Regions from separate parts of the Homo sapiens genome. Here region 2 is linked to region 1. Evidence: chromatin loops called from intact Hi-C (ENCODE). Cell type or tissue: Calu3. All regions are shown on one strand. Links, peaks and the distances in the headings refer to the core of each region. The heading gives the core; the rest is flanking DNA.

The links. Hi-C counts contacts between places; a loop is a spot of excess contacts. Peaks named below come from ENCODE experiments on the same cell type or tissue, not always from the same donor. Only the 100,000 strongest peaks of a DNase experiment are listed, where the experiment ranks them.
Region 2: a loop joins it to region 1, with 2.2 times the contacts of the local background. A loop is called at or near these places in 2 of 110 quality-filtered maps.

The regions. Positions count from the first base shown.
Region 1 is chr7:37,971,655-37,981,868 of GRCh38, reverse strand. No RefSeq gene overlaps it. Among named protein-coding and RNA genes, the nearest start is that of EPDR1, 56 kb to the right of the region's middle. RefSeq lists a silencer at 6,268-6,562. In Calu3, for the core only: no CTCF peak of the experiment used is centred there; a DNase peak (open chromatin) is centred at 4,418.
Region 2 is chr7:38,022,921-38,033,134 of GRCh38, reverse strand. The region is part of intron 2 of LOC105375236 (a long non-coding RNA gene); the gene reads right to left. Among named protein-coding and RNA genes, the nearest start is that of EPDR1, 110 kb to the right of the region's middle. RefSeq lists a silencer at 221-421. In Calu3, for the core only: no CTCF peak of the experiment used is centred there; no DNase peak of the experiment used is centred there.

The DNA.
Region 1 (10,214 bases), core at 2,192-7,191:
AACACTAATGGAATGTTTTTATTGCTTTTCTTTGTAAATTACAAATTGCTCATTCCTGAAGATGAAATTAAAATGAGCCATTGAGTAAATTACTTCCAAAACAAGTTAGTGGAAAATGTGTAAACCTGTGAGTGAGTAATATTAAATCCTTATATGTTTCATAGGAACTTAAACTCTAGGCACACACAATGTTTTATACCTACAATGACTGTACTTTTTTTAACTTATTACATAAAATTACATATATTATAGTCCAAGCACAGTGGCTCACACTTGTAATCCCAGCACTTTAGGAGGTCAAGGCAGGAGAATGGCTTAAGGCTAGGAGTTTGAGATCAGCCTGGACAATACAGCAAGACCCCGCCTCTGCAAAAAAATAAATAAATAAATTAGCCAGGAGTGGTGGCACACACCTGTCATCCTAGCTACTTGGGAGGCTGAGGTGGGAAGATCACTTGAGCCCAGGACTTCAAGGTTACAGTGAGCCATGATGGTGCCCTTGCACTCCAGCCTGGGTGACAGAGCAAGATCTTGTCTCTTAAAAAAAAATGTGTTATTGAAAGTTTAGAACATAGCTATAAACATAAGAAGAAAATATAAATCAAAACAAAACAGCCAATGTAAGCGTTTTGGTTTATAATATTCCAGATTTTTTCTACTAAGTAAATATATGATTATAAAAAATTGTAGTTATTACTACTTAATAGCCTGTTTTGTTGATGAAATAATTTTTCATGAATATTTATCAATGTAATTATGTTATTGTCTCTTGTAAGCTATTAGCATAATTATATAAATAACACATTATTAGAAATTAAACCATTTTACAGTTTAAAAGTTAAAGAAAAAAATAAAATTCAAAGAGGTCATGGCATATTAGTATTTTAATTTGAGGCTGGATTGATTTGCTAATATTTTCCTTATAATTATAGGTTTGTTATTGTGGGATATTTGTCAGGTATTGATTTCAGGACTATGCTAATTTATAAAATAAACTAGGATATTATACATAAATTAGAATTGTTTTCTATGCTTTAAAACAATGTTTTTCAAATTATCTGTGGTGAAATCCTTTATTTCAATTTCCTATCCATCATGCACTGCTATTTTGGTTAAAACAAAGCAAAAAGAAATTACTAGAAAAATAAAACAAGAAGCCAAAAACAATCGAAATAAAAGCTTAATTTCTTTATGAATAGATTCAATAGGCATCAGGTTACTCTACCAAATTGCTGTAAAAGTTTCTAAATGCTGACTATTATTGCCATATTTATCTTGACCACGTAACAAATAGTTGATGACCACCAGCAGTCCATGGACCACATTTTGAATAGCCCTACCTGTAAGAAGAGGCTTATTCTTTTTAATAATTCACATTTATCAGCAAATTTGCTGTTAAAATGTTACCATATTATATGCATTTTGATTTATTTACAAATCATATCTCTAATTAAAATTATTTTAATAATATTCTGGATGCTTAGATTTTAAGTACTCAGCATCCTGAAGACCTCATCCTTTTATAAACTAATTCACAGGTACAATATACAATTAAAATAAGGTTTGCTCTTGCCGATACTGTGTATGGATCTCTATTTTCCAGTAACATTCCTGATCATTTAAAATTATTCAGCCAATGTTTTTAATATCTGATGAGGTCATAGTTGTGTCTGACTCATAATGTGACTGATGAAATCTTTTCTTTGAACAATCAATAGTAAAAGCATCATTTAATAGTGCTCTCTCTTCAATCTGTGGCTTCTCTTCAGGAATATAATCATGCCATTTGTCCATTTTGGGAGGATTCCTTTAATGACAACTATATGGTAGAACCCACATAGTTGCAAATTGCAGTGCAGTGTATAAGAGCAAACACACTGTTGAGGGGACCAGGTGGCACCCATACTTTCTTTCAAGAATATCTGTGGGGCCATACATGTGCATTGGCCATTTGACCATAAGAACTCAGAGAAGGAGCCAGGTCAATCAGTTAAATAAATGCTATTACAGTGAAATTGAAATTTCTTTCTTTTATTAAGAAAAATAAAGTTCTATTTTTTAATCCATCCTAATGGATTTTTAATGCAAACTTCATATTTAAAAAGACCATGGCTTTAGAACAGGCTTCTCAAAGGACAGTATTGTTCTCCGAGCATCTGTTTATTTAAAATTCAGATTCCCAGATCCCATCCCACAGCTACTGTATCAAAGTCCCAAAGAGAAGATGGGGAGAGGAGAGGAGAAAGGAGTCCATGTGTTTAATAACCTCCCCAAGTGATTCTTGTGCACATATATATATATACATACATGTAGATATGTGGGGGAGGACAGAGTCTTGCTTGTTGCCCAGGCTTGAGTGCAGTAGCATGATCTCAGCTCACTGCAACCTCCATTTCCCAGGTTCAAATGATTCTCGTCCTTTGGTCTCCCAGGTAGCTGAGACTACAGGTGTGTGCTACCACACCTGGCTAATTTTTGTATTTTTAGTAGAGATGGGTTTTGCCATGTTGGCCAGGCTGGTATTGAACTCTTGACCTCAAGTGATCCACCCGCCTTGGCCTCCCAAAGTTCTGGGATTACAGCCGTAAGCCACTGTGCCCGGCCAATATTTTGAACACCAATGCTTCAGAGCAATTTTAAAAATAATCATAGGCATTATGTATGATTCTCAAAGGCATCTTGCATAAAACTGGGCGGGCACCTTTATTGTGAAGCAGTTTCATACTTTCTCATCTTTTTCAGCTTTTTTCCCTATCATTTGAATTAGCCTATTCTTTCTTCTGTTTCTTCTTGAGTCAATGTTAGTAATTTTTTATTCTCCTAGGATATCATAATTTTAGTTGGCTTTTAATACAATCATTGTAAAAATTATATTTAGAAAATAATATAATATCCTTTTCTTTTCCATACCTGTCTGATTATGTATGTCCCTATATAGAGACACAAACTCCTAGCGATATCTTCAGTTTAAGGAAAATGGGAGAACAGATGTTTAAAATTTATTTAGCTTGAACACAAAGAGAATACAAACTGTTAGAGATATCTTTAAGGGGAATTTGAGAAGAGAGGTTTAAAATTTATTTAGCTCAAACACAAAGAAAAACAAAGACAGTCAAGTTTTTGAAGTCCACATAAAAGATGATAGTTTTTGAAAGCTGTTAGTTGATAAGAGCCAAGATTTTTGAGAGAATAATTTTTGGAAATCAAAAGGCAAAGATTTGAAAGATAAAGGTATAAAGTTAGCCTACAAATAAAAAATTAAGAGTGCAGTTTTCCAGGGAGTCAATGGGATGATAGAGAACCTGACAAGAACGGAGGTCAGGGTGACCTTCTGCATGGCTTGGAGGGATCACACAGAGAAGAGCAGAGATCATACTTGGAAAGAACTCAATCTCTGCCCTGAAGAAGACCATTATGGCCAGCCCAAGGGCAGTCAACAGGCGACAGAGCTAAGCCATGCTGAAGGCTGTCTGTCATGTTCAGTAGAGTGCTGCACTCTGTCCTGCCAAAGACAATTGCTAGCGTTGCTTTTCATTGTCCCCCGTGAAGGTTCTTCCTCTGATCGCTGCTTACAACTCATCCCATGAGCACCCAGTAGAAATGTCACCCGTGTACATCCTGATGTTTCAGTCAGCCCATCTCAACTGTACTATAAACATTTATCAATACCCCAGCACTTTTTAAGGCCCGTATAAGAAAGGGTAGAACTGTGGACACGGGAAGGGACCGGGTAGTGCAGAAGGAACCAGCAGCTCAACTTGGGTGGTTTCAGAAAAAACAAAACAAAAAAACAGTTCAAAACTTCACTTTGAGCCAGGACAGTGGAAAGAGCCACAGCTGTACCATTAGTGTCAGTATTTTTAGCAGAACCTACCTCCCTTAGGCTTCAACTTCTCTTACTGGAAAATTGCAACCACTCGTTAACTGATCTCCCTGAATCTGTTCTCTCCACCCTCCAGTCTTTTCTGTACATTGCTTGCAACAATTATCTTCCAAAAAATCAAATGTGGTCATGTTGCTCCTCTAGAAATTTTTATTACCTTGTTGTTACATACAAGAGGAAGGCCAGACTCAGCAGCATTAACTGTACTGCCCTTCAAAACCGAATCCCAGTCAAAATTTTAGCCTCATCCTATGCTGGTGTTTTAACTTGTATTTCAGCCATTCCAAACAGGGGAGAGCTTTTTCATACAATTGAATATTCACTTACTGTTCTTCCTCCTAGATTATCATGAACTTGGTTCTCTGCCCAGCAAACTCCTTCCCATCTCAACCTCTTCTCATGAACCTACAAAAATTATTTCCTTTCTCTGCCATTTACCGAGGTGCTTCATTCAGACTCACTTAAAGGCATCTGTCAGATCCTTGTATCATGATTTGCTCATGTGTCTCTCTCACCACTGGACTGACAACTTGAGAGCAGTGACTTCCTTCCACTTCCTCCTAGGAGCCACCCTATAAATGTTTGTTGAATGACTTAGTCCACAATGAGTGATACAGCTGACTAATATGAAACTAAAATGACCTTTGTTCACACAACAAACTACATTATTTTGTTGTTATTGTTCTGATCCAGTTTTTTTTGTACTTAGAAATTTATTTTATTTGTTCATCATGCATCGTTTCTCCAGATTTGGCCAATCGTTCCAGCCTGACAAGATAGTTTTATGTATCACCTTTTTAAAATTTTGAGTGTTATCCAAGGAATAACATCTCTTTCAGCTGCATCTTCAGCAACATTTATTATTGTGCCATCAATTTCCTCATCCAAGTTATAAATAACAATTCTGGACAGAGTGTTTTACATGACATTTATCTTATCTTCTCTAGGATTATACTTATTTCTTCTTTTCTTTTATCAACTGGATTGTGAACTCCTCAAGATGGGCATCATAGATCTCTCATGTTTATATTTTTTTAACTTTCTTGATTTTAGTAAATGCTACAGAATATCCAATGTCCCTTGATAATGGTGGCAGAAAGCTGATTCTGGATTCAGATGACCTAGGATCAGATCACAGTTCCCCACCTGGGTGTCAACTTAGACAAGTTCTTCAAACCCTTCAAGCTATCGATATAACATTTTCTCATATACAAAATGTGGAAAATAGTAGTACTTACATCATAGAATTGTCTTGAGTGAATAAAACAGATAATGTATATAGAACATTTAATACTATACTTAATACAGAGTAAATGTTTAATATAATAATAGAGATTATTAGAGGTGTTGAATAAAATAAATAATGGAAATATCAATGTCATCAAATCTGCTAATTTATTCATCACTGTCTATTTGCTAGGGCTGCCATTACAAAGTACCACAGTCTGGGTGGCTTCAGCAACAGAAATCTATTTTCTCACAATTCTGAGGCCCGATGTTTTGAGACCTTTATTCTTGGTTAGCAGATGGTCATCTTTTCCTTGCATCTTCATGTGGTCTTTCCTCTGTACATGTCTGTGTTCTACTCTCATCTACTTATAAGGACCCCAGTTTTATTGGATTACAGCCCACACCAATGAACTCCATTAACCTTATTTATCTCTTTAAAGACCCAATCTTGAAATACAGTCACATTCTTAAGCACTGAGGTTTAGGATACCAAACATGAATTTTTTGGGGTGGAACACAATTCGGGCTATGACAATCCGCAATAGAGGTCACACCCATTATAAGTAATATCTAAGTAGCCATAACCAACTGTATAACCAATAACAACTTCCTGGCTCTTCTTTTGTTTCTTTGTTTTTTTTTTGAGATGAGGTCTCACTCTGTCACCAGGCTGGAGTGCAGTGGCATGATCTTGGCTCACTGCAGCCATAATCTCCAGGGCTCAAACGGTCCTCCCGCCTCGGCCTCCAGAGTAATTGGGACTACAGGTATGTGCCACCACACCTGGCTAATTTTTTTATTTTTTAAATTTTTTGTAGAGACAGGGTTTCCTCGTGTTACCTAGGCTGGCCTCAAACTCCTGGCCTCAAACAATCCACCGACTCTGGCCTCCCAAAGGGCTGGGATTACAAGCATGAGCCACCATGCCTGGCCACTTGCCCTTCTTTTAAAAGGATTATATGTCCCCACCTTCTGCAATTTGATTGGCAGTGCCTCCAATGGAAGGGATAAATATTCATGCCCATTGCCGTCAGGCTCAGCCATGTGACTTGATTTGGTCCACGCAAAGTGAGTGTGTGTGCACACTTCACTACCAAGCAGAAGTTTTAAGAGCCATTGATTGTTTTCTTTAGCTATCTTACTCTTTTCTGTCTGCCACAAGGACCATATATCTCAAATAAGCGCTGCTCCTTCAGCCTAGTGCCCAGAATGAGCACTTTTTAGCTTTCAATGAGACATATTGGGCAGAGCTGCCTAGATAAGAAGCTGCTGCTAATGCACAAAGTCAAGTGACAAGTATATGGTTTTGGTTAAGTCACTGGGATTTGGAGGGATTGCTACTGCACTAAAGCTGCCGAATGTGATAACCAACAATGTATTATCCACAGATGCATATATAGCTCATTCGTTTTCCTTAAATTAATGGAAGGAATAGAAACCTGATATGCCATTGATAAGGTAATTCTAATAAACCCACACTGCAAAAAGAGGAGCAGGGTATCAAAAATTTCATGAGGGATCAAAGACTTATTTATTGGACATTGGACATTCTTAGTACTTTTCCCATTTATATTATATGTAAGAACATGGGAGCTTCCCTCATGCGTAAATTTTCTCTCGAATATACAGGAATTACAGATTTTGCAGGCAGAATGGCAGCTTTTCAGCCCTGCTTTCCTTGTTCTGGAGAGAAATCTTCTTCTGTTCTTGGAGAATCACAGTGGATACAGAAAGTAGGAACTGTCTGCTCTCACTTGGCAAACACAAAGGCTCTGTAATGCGGTAGCACTTCACTCACACCAGTATCAAATTTACCAAAACACATGCTAGGTTCACAACTCAATTAAAGAACCATTCTTCAACTTTCTCTTATTTCCCAGTTTCTAAGTGAACGTGACAACTGAGCCAAAATGTAAGGAATGAGCAGGATTTGAGCTGCTCAGACAGGAGAAAGACATTTAAGGCAGATGGTGCAGCTTAAACAAAGGCACGAAGTATGTTGGAATATAAGCCGTTGAGGGTGGTTGGAGCAGAGGGTAGAGGAGTGGCTACAGATAGGATTGACAACTTAGCTGGAGGACCACCCTTGGAGGCCAGTGTCCTTGGTTCTACACCAGAGCACAACTCAACAAACAATGGGTAAACACTTTTAAGTTTTATGGATCATAAATTTATATGTTTCTACCTGATTTTAAAATGACTTCTCCATAATAAATACATCATTTTGCATAGCAGTTAAAAACATGGGTATTTTCAGCAGACAGCTGAATTCCATACTATAGCTTCTCCATGGGTGTGCCCTACTGAACCTGGGTACATTGATTAACCTACCTGAGGCTCAGTTACTTCTTCTGAATAATGGTGGTAATAGTGATCATCATCCTTCTATAATGAGGATCATTGGCTATAAAGATGCATGTAAATTCTTGGCAAAATATCAGTGTCAAAAGTAAAAGTTCCAGAAATGGTGCTTTCTGAAACTGTTGTTATCACCATTGTTCAGAAATGAAAGCTTAGTCATATGCCCCTATGAGGTTTGACCACCTACACCCCTTAGTCGTGCTCTGACATTCTAAATACTGCTTCTTATCTGTCCTACAAGGTGCTTAAGACAAAGTCAGGAAGAGACATGACAATTCCTTGATTGATGTGGACTAAATGCAGAGCCATAGTTATGCCTCTCAGTGCCTGTCTCAACTCAAACAGGGCTAAGCTCACACAGTTCAAAGGCAGCTCAGCTGAAGGCCTGTCTTTCCATGGTGACCACACCAGATACAATCATGGAGCAGGAAAGAAAGAGAATGTCCCTGATGACTCCTGTTCTGGAGACTCTCTGGGAAATCAGTCTTCTTGGCCACTATCAAGGCTTGGGGGCAGCTTGGATTGAAAACTGTGGCACTGCATTAGTAGGCAACTTTCCTCCATGAAAATATTATTTTTCTTTCCTTTATTGAATTACTGGCTTCATTATTTTGAAATTTATTTGGGAGAGGAAATTTCTGCCTTCCTTGAATTAAAACCTGTGGTTAGGCAGCGGTTCTTTTGTACGTATGACGTTTGCTAGGGTTTTGAAGAAAGGAAGGGATGAAGGAAAAGAAAATGATGAGGATAAAACCACCAGTTGTCTTATTTCTTCTTAAATATTTTCTAGTTTCAGATGAAAGTGTTTGATCACTGAGTATTTAAAACAATATTGTACTGTGAGAATTTTGAGAGAGTGTTGTCAGAGAAATGAGGAATGGCATGATCCAGAATCATTTTTCCCTTTTCCCACAAAAATGAAAACATGAGCACAGGGCTTAAATGGACAGTAAACATTGGTATTTTTTTTTTGCACTATTTCCCCAAAATCTAACCAGAAAAGTTACTTCCCTTATCAATCACATAATCTTAATAAATTATATTGACCTAGTTTATGATATGGAATATCAGTTGGAGTGTCCTAGCTGCTTTTTTATTGCTGATGGGTTGAGTGTTCCCCTTAAATAACACATTTCTATTAGGTGATACTGACTATTCTAGATAATGTTGTTTTAAATAAATGAATTACAGCAATCAGTTCTCTCTCTCTCTCTCTCTCTCCCATATCTCCTCTATTTTCCTCTCTGTCTGTCTCTTCTTCTTCTTTCCTTCTGTTCTCTTTCTGAAATTCTTTTGTTTATCTACCATTCATTCATTTAATCTACATTTACTAGCACTTAAAGAAGCTTGGAGAACAGAGCAGGGAAGACTTGGAAAGAATCATAATTCAGAAAGATACAGCAGCCCCTCATCAATCATAAAGGTAAGATTTCTCAAAATAGTCAAGGGAAAAAATTAAGTTCTTAAAGGCATAAATCAGATGAGTGTTTTGAACTAACATGCAGGCCTTTTAAACTGCCTATTTTTATTACCTGCAATAACCAAAATAGAATGTCCTCTGTTTTTCCTATTTTCAAACTTCAAGTTCATGACTACCTCTGACTGGGTTCACTGAGTTTCCAGAGACACAGAGTGGTTTGACTTTTGGTGTGAAGGGTGAGAAAAAAATTATTTTAATAACTGGTTAACTTGGTTTGCTTATTAGGCAAATAAATTGATACATATCTCTGCCTAATTTTTAGGATATAGCATGATGTTGATGACAGGTGGGGAATTACCTGTTCATCATTGAAGCTCCAGAAGATGTGAGATGCTCAGCTCAGAGTCTGTTTGCCAGGTGTTTCTTCTCACATGGCCTGGAGGGAGGGGTGGGATGACTTATAAATATGCTTCTGCCAAGGAGACAGTGAATGCCCAGACTGGAGTATATTTCTTAAAAAAAAAATACCCGCAGAGTTGGATTAAAGGAAAGATATGTGTTTACATCCATTTTGGTGTATTACTACCCTATTAACAATAAATGCTTTTATGTTTATGTTCTGTTAAAAAAAATCATACCAGTAGTCAACTCTCATGGAAACAACTGACTTAATTAGCAAAATACCTTAATTAACCACTTGAGATTAGGAGCTGAGTCACTGAGAGCATTGGTTAGAAAACAACAGGACATTAAAGAAAGAGCTCAACTGCTCTCAGTTAGAAAAACACAGGAATATGGGAATGAGAGAGGAGAAAAGAAAGAAGATTTTTTTTTTAAAGAGATGACCAAGTCACGTGCCTACAATTTCCATGAGAATTTTCAGAAATTTTTATGTCCAATCTTAGGGTGCATTCTGTACTGCCTGTAAGCTCCTTCTATCTGCCTAAAATTGCAGTAAAGACCTTGAGTAATTTGTTTCTTTGTAAAAATAATAGAAAGGGGTTGGATCTATGTTCAATCAGTGCCAAGATGTGAATAACAAAAAATAGCAGCAAGCATGGGGCATGGAATGATTCACCGGTACCTGGAAGTCACGGCTAGAGCTTATTATGAGGACATAAACCTCCCCAAGAATTTAAAGTGCATGGGTAATGGAGGCAAAATTCTGGGCAGTAAGGAAAAGAAATCCAGAAGTAGAGACACATTTATTGGAATTACCCAACAAAGAAACTCACTGCTGGGGAGTGATTACTGTATATTCCTAATGGAGATTTGCACAAAACCTTTTGGAGTCCCCAAGGATAGAATGACTAACTGAGT
Region 2 (10,214 bases), core at 3,268-8,267, 50 kb before region 1:
CTTTTAAACAATTTTCCCTCTTTACCAGTTTTAGGTGTCCAGTTCCGTGGTAATAAATATGCTTATGTTCTCTTTTTTTTCTTTCAACCATCATCAAACCCAATTAAAAATTATATGCTTACTAAATAGAGTGTGGATAACTTTTCATCTCTATTTTCTACTTCTCCATACTTTCTGTAGTCCCACTATCCAAAACTAAGCACTGCACAAAAGTTTCCAAGGCTGTGTGATATTGATCAGCTTTTTGAACACAGGAGATAGGCAGGAAGTATATGCCACGTTCTATTGCCTCTGAGTAACCATGTGCACAACTGACCATCACTGGCTGAAGGAAGGCTCTGAATCCTGCAGACAAGATATCATGTGTGGTTACAGACACCATTTGATAGATTAGATGAGCTTTCATTTGCTTTGGGCAAGCTATGTAAAATAAATCTGTTCTAGAGACTCCACCTGCCACATAGGGTGGATTATACAGTTTTATGTAAAAACTATCAGTGGGAAACAAAATCCTATTACAACGGCTAAATTTCAAACAGAACACTTGCCAGTATAATGCATGTTGATTCCCACATTGTTATCTGCTTTGGGAGGACCTGTAAAACCACAGTACCCTTAATAGGGTGAAGTCTACTGTATGTAAATTATAGCTAAACAAAAAATTTATAACTAAGTACACTGGATTCAAGAAAAGTTATACACACATCATCTGTTCATACTAAAATACTTGAAAGTACAGACAGTGTAGCAGATATAAGGCAGTAGGTTGGCTTTGCTACTTTTCCAAAATTAAGTGGCAGCAAAACAGAAAACACATTTCTCTATTTTACCAGATGTGCTTCTGTAATTTAAAGGCATCAGTAGTGGGATCCTCTGTTAGCCAAGGCTACAGGAGAAGAGAGAGAGAGAGGGAGAGACAGTGACCAGAACCTGGCAGCTGAGTGGGGTTGTTCATGAGCTCATGGGTACCACATGCAATACTTGAGAAAGAGGCCTTATGGACACTACATTTGCAGGTGGGCAGCAGATATAGGCAATTGTGTCTGTATTATAACGTTTGATGTACTTGTTTTCACAATTCTTCCCTATGGTCAGAGAAGTTTATTTAGGACTCAAAATACTCAAGGCTGTGCTATAAGTGGTAACAAATACATGGAAACAAATTATTTTTCCACTGCCCACACTCATATTTCTTCAAGGGAGATTCTGAACACAAAATTACAAAGTAGAAAATAGTTTCATCATTTTCCAAAATATGGAAAAATGTTCAAAAATACATTCATATAGTGTTGAATATAAATTGTAACTAATATGATAAGCACTTATAGGAATGCATAAATAAAATGCTTTCCCAAAGATAATGTTATCACTTTGAGTAATAGCCATTTGGTTGCTGCCTTTGCTTTTGACACAGTGATAGGAGCATGTTATGGTCTCTGCAGTTTGATAAATGACTTTCCCATCATATTTTCATTTTGTGGCTTTAGGTCAGACACCCTATTGTGACTTGGTTGGTGTGGAGGCTGGTGTTTCACTGTATTTTTAGAATATTTAGTCTATTTAGAAAGTTTACATAATTTTGGTTACAGTGACTAAAGTGACTAGGATTAAAATAAGACTGGCTTTTACAAAAACAAACTCTTATAGCATTAGAAGATGGCAGTTCAAGCCAGTGTGCTTTTCAAAGTCCTTCAGATTCCAGGATTCAGTGCTTGAGATTGCAAATAGGGGTGCCCAGGGAGAAGAGACAATGCTTTGTCTCTGTTGTTATAGGAATGCAATGTTCCTGAGAGGCAAAATGAAAAAAAAAAGTCTATTTGATCAGGGTTTTTGGTCTAGTGTAGAGATGGCAAGTGAGTTTCATTTGTTTAACCAACTCTGAAAAATTGATAGTGGCTTCCTGAAGTATTCTATGGAAAAGGACTGAGATAGAGATTTACTAGAAAAGATAGCTACCAATGGTTGAGCATTAGAAGACAGTCAGGCTATGTGTAACATATTTTGATATTTCTGTACTAATGGGAAGCCAGAGAGGTAAACTCAAATACTCCATTTCTAGCTGATCTTTTCTGGAGAGTTGATGCCATACTTCAAATCTATTGAATTATAAATTCCCTGTGGGCTGATTTTTCAAAATAAATTCTCATATTTATAATGTATAAAGATGTAAAATATACATTCACAGCTATTACCTGTATATGTGTGAATGTGTGCATAAGTTACATATATGTATGATGCATATATTGCTTGCTTTTTAAAAACAGTAAAATACTTTTAATTTTTTAAGAATTGTACTTGAAAAATCTAGTTGAGATGAAACCAACTTTTGCTTAACAGTTAAATTAAACGGTATGTTAAGAGTATTTTTTTAGATGAGATTTTAGTGAGAGTTGAAATCGCTGGAAATTATACAGAAGGGTTCCTAGATGAGCAATATGTATGAGTGGTGGTCTATATTCAGAGTCTAAAAACCAACAAGCACCTTTTCTGCCTCAATGGGTATATATCTAGGTAATATAAATTTTTAGACACTTCCAGTTGTATTACAAGTTGTTTCTAAAAGATTTATGTTCATGTTACAAAATATGTCTGCTCATGTCTTTTTTTATTATAGAAGTGAAAGTGTTAGTGTTTTCTTAGTCATTTATAAGATTTCCTTATATATGCTGGTTACCAATCCTTTGTAACTGAGAATTTCAAATATATTTTTCCAGTTTGTGGATTACTTGTTCATTCTGTTTATGGTGACTTTTGATGACAAGAAGTTCTTAATTTTAATATAGTCAAATTTCTTCATCTTCTTCTTTGTGGTTTATGCTTTGTTGAACCTTGTTTAGGAAATTCTTCCCTACTCTGATGTCATAAAGATATTCTCTTATATATGATAAATGAATTCTCAAGACACAGTTACTAAACAATCTATCCTTCCTTCAGTGATATCTGAGGCACACTGTTGTGAATTGAGTTTCCACATATGTTTAGGTATTTGTCCAGTTCTCTATTCTTTTCCATTACTTATTTATCAATTTTGGCAGCAGAATTATACAGTCCCATTTCCTACAGCTTTATAAGTCTTCATATCTGATATTGCAGGCCCACTTAATACCACCACCCATTTCCCAACATGGTTTGTCTTCAGAAGTTTCTTGGCTATTGCTGATTTTGTACTTTCATATAAATTTTAGGATCAGCTTGTCAACTTCCATGGTAAATGCTTGTCTTTGCTTAGGTTCCCTACAAAATGGACTCTGAGATGGGAAACCCCTCTGTGCAGGGGTTTATATTCATGCAATCAATACCAGAGGAGTGAGACAAATGGGAGAAGAGAGAAAAATTGAATTGTGGCACAGATGCATCAGAGGCCTCAGTGAATATCATGGGGAGCTCTGGAGCTGGGAAGATTCTTCAGAGAATACCCAAATCAGGTTAAAGGGGCCAAGTGTCTTAATCCCCATATCTATGAGTCATTGCATGTGGACTGCTTCTGCGGAGGAAATAATATTTGGCAAGGCATAAGGTGTAAGGAAGGGATCCAGTTTCAGCTTTCTACATATGGCTAGCCAGTTTTCCCAGCACCATTTATTAAAAATCAATTCAAGATGGATTAAAGACTTAAACGTTAGACCTAAAACCATCAAAACCCTAGAAGAAAACCTAGGCATTACCATTCAGGACATAGGCATGGGCAAGGACTTCATGTCCAAAACACCAAAAGCAATGGCAACAAAAGCCAAAATTGACAAATGGGATCTAATTAAACTAAAGAGCTTCTGCACAGCAAAAGAAACTACCATCAGAGTGAACAGGCAACCTACAACATGGGAGAAAATTTTCGCAACCTACTCATCTGACAAAGGGCTAATATCCAGAATCTACAATGAACTCAAACAAATTTACAAGAAAAAAACAAACAACCCCATCAAAAAGTGGGCAAAGGACATGAACAGACACTTCTCAAAAGAAGACATTTATGCAGCCAAAAAACACATGAAAAAATGCTCATCATCACTGGCCATCAGAGAAATGCAAATCAAAACCACTATGAGATATCATCTCACACCAGTTAGAATGGCAATCATTAAAAAGTCAGGAAACAACAGGTGCTGGAGAGGATGTGGAGAAATAGGAACACTTTTACGCTGTTGGTGGGACTGTAAACTAGTTCAACCATTGTGGAAGTCAGTGTGGCGATTCCTCAGGGATCTAGAACTAGAAATACCATTTGACCCAGCCATCCCATTACTGGGTATATACCCAAATGACTATAAATCATGCTGCTATAAAGACACATGCACACGTATGTTTATTGCGGCATTATTCACAATAGCAAAGACTTGGAACCAACCCAAATGTCCAACAATGATAGACTGGATTAAGAAAATGTGGCACATATACACCATGGAATACTATGCAGCCATAAAAAATGATGAGTTCATGTCCTTTGTAGGGACATGGATGAAATTGGAAATCATCATTCTCAGTAAACTATCGCAAGAACAAAAAACCAAACACCGCATATTCTCACTCATAGGTGGGAATTGAACAATGAGATCACATGGACACATGAAGGGGAATATCACACTCTGGGGACTGTGGTGGGGTGGGGGGAGGGGGGAGGGATAGCATTGGGAGATATACCTAAGGCTAGATGACGAGTTAGCGGGTGCAGCGCACCAGCATGGCACATGTATACATATGTAACTAACCTGCACAATGTGCACATGTACCCTAAAACTTAAAGTATAATAAAAAAAATATGTATTTGGCAAGGCAACTTCCTTCAGGCAAAGGCAGTTCTTACAGAAAGAGTCAACAATAAACTCTCAGCAGTCAACGCTGAAGGCAGCTTGGAGAAAGATGTCTTAGTCAGTACAGGCTGCTGTAACAAAAATACCATAGACCAAGTAGCTTAAGCAACAGACATTTATTTCTCACAGTTCTGGAGCCTGGGAAGTTCAGGGTCAAATTGTCAGCAGGTCTGGTGTCTGGTGAGAGCCTGCTTCCTGGTTGGCACTCATTGCTGTCGGTGAGTTCAGTTCTCCAGTAACAATTCCAAGCTTAGAGAGAAGAGTTTCTCAGTGATGCTGCTGTCTGGCTCATGAACAAACTATTTATTGTCTAACAGTTGGAATGTCCTCAAGGCCCGCCTGTGAAATCACGTGGCCTTATAGGTTTTTGAGGGTGTGTTTTTGTTTTTGTTTTGGCTTTATATAGTGTATCCACTTTCACATGCCCACATCTCTAAACTTTTTGATCCTTTCTTTTGCTGTTAGCATTCCAGCATCTCTACTTTACTTGGTGGGTGCTACTGAATTTTCCAGGCATCCAAGAACTAGCATAGCAGTGTATTAACATTATTTCCTGGGGTCCTTGCTCAGTGATTAAATCATGTAATGTACAAATGTGTTTCCAAATTTGAAAAAGTCTCCCTCATTCAAATTATGACTGACTGGCTTGACTCAGCACCTTCAGATGCACTGCGTATGTCTTCCACCACCTTTGCCTACACATGTTGACCAAGCCCTGCAGCTCCACAGTGCTCTCTAGAACATTTTTTGGTATGAGGTTGGTGCAAAAGTAATTGCGAGTTTTGCCTTTGCCATTACTTTTAATGGCAAAACAACAACTACTTTTGTGCCAGCCTAATCTTTTTGGGGGACTGTTCATTGAATCTGTAGTTTAATGTAGGGAAAATTGAGGTTTTATTCAGGAATAGTTTATTTCTTTCCATTTGTTTAGGTCTCCTTGATGATTTTTAATCAAAATTTCATAATTTGCTATGTTAGGGGTTTGTATGCCTTTTAATAGAATTATTCCTAGTTATTTTTGTATCTTTATTTGCCACTGAAAATATCTTTCTTTTTTATTTTTATTTATTTATTTTTTTGAAACGGAGTCTTGCTCTGTCACTCAGGCTGGAGTGCAGTGGCATGATCTTGGCTCACTGAAACCTCTGCCTCCCGGGTTCAAGCAATTCTCCTGTCTCAGCCTCCCAAGTAGCTGGGACTACAGGTGCAAGTCACCATGCCCAGCTAAGTTTTGCATTTGTAGTAGAGATGGAGTTTCAGCATATTAGTCAGGCTGGTCTCGAACTCCTGACCTCAGGTGATCCACCCACTTTGGCCTCCCAAAGTGCTGGGATTAAAGATGTGAACCATGGCACCCTGGAAAATATCTCTTTTTAAACTGTTTATAACTGCTTGTTCCTAATGCAGAAATACAACCAACTTTTCTATATTTTCATTATCAAGAAACTTTTCAAACTTTTTTATTAAATTTCTTAGTTTTTCTGTAGCTTCTTTTAAATTTTCTACTTATATATAAAATTATATCACCTGCAAAAAATGAGAGTTTTGATTCTTCTTTTTTTTCTTATTGCTTTTATTTTTTTCTTATTTGATTGAACTATAGATTCTATAGTCAACGGTTGAAGAGAAGTGATGGTAACAGGTATCCTTATCTTTCTCCTAATCTTAAAGGAAATGCCTTCAACATTACAGTTAGGATTGGTGTTTGTTCTAATTTTTTTATTTATTTGTTTTTACTTGCCTTTTATAAAATTAGTGGTTTCCTTCTATTCCTAATATGCTAAAACATTTTTTAAAAATTATCTATATATATATATATTGAACTTTTAAAAATGCCTTTTCAGCATCTATTAAGATAATCATCTACCTTTCTCTCTTTAATAATGTAACACATGCCATTAATTGATTTTCTATTATCAAACTAACATTGCATACCTGGGATAAATTCACCTTACTCATGATGTACTAACTTTTTATGTATTGTTACATACAGATTGTTAATATTTTATTTAATTACTAATATTTTACATTTTTGTTTGAAAGTGTGGTTGTTGTATCCTTTTTCTTTATGTGACAGTTGTAGTCAGGTTTGGGCCTAAAAATGCTGAACTCATAAAATGAGATAGATGTGTTCCTTCTTTCTCTATTTTCTGTAAGAGCTTTATAAAAAAACTAAAATTATTATTTTTTCCTTGAAATTGTGGTAGAACTACTCTATAAAGTTGTCTGGGTTTGATGTTTTCTTTGTGGGAAATTTTTATTGACTTTGAGTCATCTTTGCTCAAGGATAATATGTATTTCTTGCTATTTTCTGAGACATTAAGGGACCGGCAGGTGAATCATAGTACTATTACTTTACCAAATTATACCAGCATCATTATCTATGAGAAAGAATATACTTACTGAAGTTCTATGAACAGTAGCTGGAAAGTACTGAATATTTTTGTTTCTATGGCAGAATTCCTGGCATCTCATTAGATACTACTTTGCAACTTACAGTCAAGTAACAAAAAATAAATTGTTAATGTTATCTGTATATTTTGTATATTTGCATTTGCAAAGTAGTGACGTTAGGACAGAAGATAAATTTCCTGAGTAGCAAAATTGTATTGGCATTATTACTGATTCAGACTGATTTTCAGATTTTTAAATCATTTTTATTTGTGCACGGCTTTACTTTCTTTTCACCATTCTCTGGATATGATAGCTAAAACTGGACTCTACTCCCTGGATGTGGGTAGACTATGTAAGGTCTACTGTCTCCTCACTATATTTAGGTACATATCTGTCATTATGATTTTCCAGTCTGACATGTAAAGAGCTTGGAAGTCATCACTCATCTTCTCACAAAAAGACAAAAACTGAACAAACTGAAAATCAACAACTCTTCTTAGAGGCATCAGATAATTGAGAGCAGACCGCTGCTGCAAACACTGGAGAGAGAGTCAGATACTAAGAATCATAGTTTACAGGAGCTGAAGCTGAGGAGCAGAAGCCAGAGGCTGGAGCCGGTGCTGGTAAGAACATTTAAACTATAATTGACAAATTGCTATAGGCTCAATGTGGATAAACTTGAGAGTTACAAACTCTGGGGGCCCAGCTCTGGGAGGGCCCACATGTTTTTTGTTTTACCTCCAAGAGCACCACCATGTTCTTTTGGTGAAGATTGGAGAAAAAAATCCCAGTCTTTCTGGCAGGGAGAGTAACCATTTTTAAATACACCCAAAGCTCTCTGTTCTCCTTAATAAAAGCCTGCCCTCAAAGGAGATTGTTTTGCCAGAGCCTAATCTACGGAAAGGGAAATACCCAACTCCAGCCCCCTTTAGCCTTCCCTTCTCACCTAAGGGATGAGGAAAAGCTGAGAAGCACTTGTGAAAGTCACAGTGCAGGGCACAGCCTCACTATAAAACTAAGACTTCATTATAAAATTACAGAATGGTTCTCTTCTTCCATGCTTTACCACCACATCAGTAGGTCTCCTGTATAATAATGATGGATTATGAGAAGAACTGCAGGGCTCAGAAGATATTTATGGAGTCTCTAGGGAAACACAAAGACAAGTGAAACAAAAACCAAGACACTGAAAAATAATTCCAGCCTCAGACACCTACAGCTACAGCAAACATTAAACATGACCTAGCTCTTAGACAGATAAAACTGTAATTCTAATATTGCATTGAACGTGTGTGGTCACTCCCATTTTGACTTAAAGAGGCAGTTTTTGACACTGTTGTTGGAGTTTGTTTTTGTTGTTGTTTCTTTTTTATCAGTGGTGCTAGTAAGTCACATCCTACATTTTATACATTTCATCTTACTTTTGGCTCTGCTTATTGGATATTTATGCTTGTTAATGATCAGTCACATTTTAAGGTTTCTTGGCTCTACCTTGACATTGTCTATTCCATGGACATCTGTCATTGTCCATTCCAGTTTTACATTGTCTGAATTAGATGAACATATTAACTTTATTAGGCTTTTAGATCTGTTAAGTTCTAGGAGCTCCTCTCTAAGCTGAATCAAGCCGATTAACAGCCCTCCTGCTTACTCATCTCCAGTTATCTTTGGTCATGATGGTAAGAATTTCCATAAGAGAGACTTTCTCAAGCTTCCTTGTTAAAAAGCTTGCTGAAGTTCAGATATATTGGGACAGTGTAAGTAGAATATACAATTAGCAAATTCCAATACAGAAAGCGATATGAGTTTAGTGTGACAAATACAAACTGATTTCAACATTTGGCAACTTCAAGTTCTCCCTAATCGGGTTGTTGTTTTCATTTTCAACGATAAGTAAGAATAAAGCCATACTGGGTCTTTGTGATAGATGAGAAAATTATAAAGAATTTTAGAAGACAGGATTCTAAGAAAAATATATGTCTAAAAATATCGGTAAAATAACACATATAGGCTTTGGAAGAATTATGTCTATTTTTATCAGGAGAGAATCAACATATATGTAGCTTACAGATGCTCCAGGGTCTGGGTTCTGAGAGGGGCTACCATGATTGTTAGTATAACAGCTTTGCTGCATCCAGCTGCCATTTAGACTTTCAGAAATGGACTTAGCCCCTGTTAATTTTCCATATCTGTGAAATGTGGATAGTAATAGTTCCTACCTCAAGGATTGCTGTGATGATGACTACTGGAATATAGCAAGTGAACAGTAGATGTTACTTCTACCAGTTTTCACAGAAACAGGGATGTCATGGTATGGACCATATTTCTGGAAGATAAGTAAAAATTGGTGCGGATGACAGGCAAGTAGCATGGTTAAAGAAGAATAGTAAGAATACTAGCATTAGCATAAGAATACTCATACTAATACCAAAAGGTATCAGGATCTAATTGCAGCTGGACAACAAACTTCAACAACTTGGGCTAAATTGTCTTGATTATATATCTTTCCAAGAGCACGCAACTGAATGGAGATGAGACTTGGCATGGTAGGGTGGGCAGTGGTGAGGGTCCATAACAGGAAATTCCAAGGAAACTTCCCAGGAGGAAATGAAAAGTTGTTTCATTCTTCCCATTTTATTACACAGCATTGCATTTCAGGACACCTCAAAATTCTATTGTGAAAAGAAATGACAACTTTCTCTAGAGACAACCCAAAGTAGATTAAAAACCCATCTCCACTAAAAATACAAAAAAATTAGGTGGGTGTGGTGGTGCGCGCCTGCAGTCCCAGTCCAAGGGGGCTGAGGCAGGAGAATTGCTTGAACCTAGGTGGGGGGAGGTTGCAGTGAGCTAAGATCATGCCACTGCACTCCAGCCTGGGCAACAGAGCAAGACCTATCTCAAAATTATAAAACAAAAACAAAACAAAACAAAACAACAAACCAAAAAAACAAGTGGAAACACACACACACATGCACACACACACACACACACACACACACAAACCAAAAA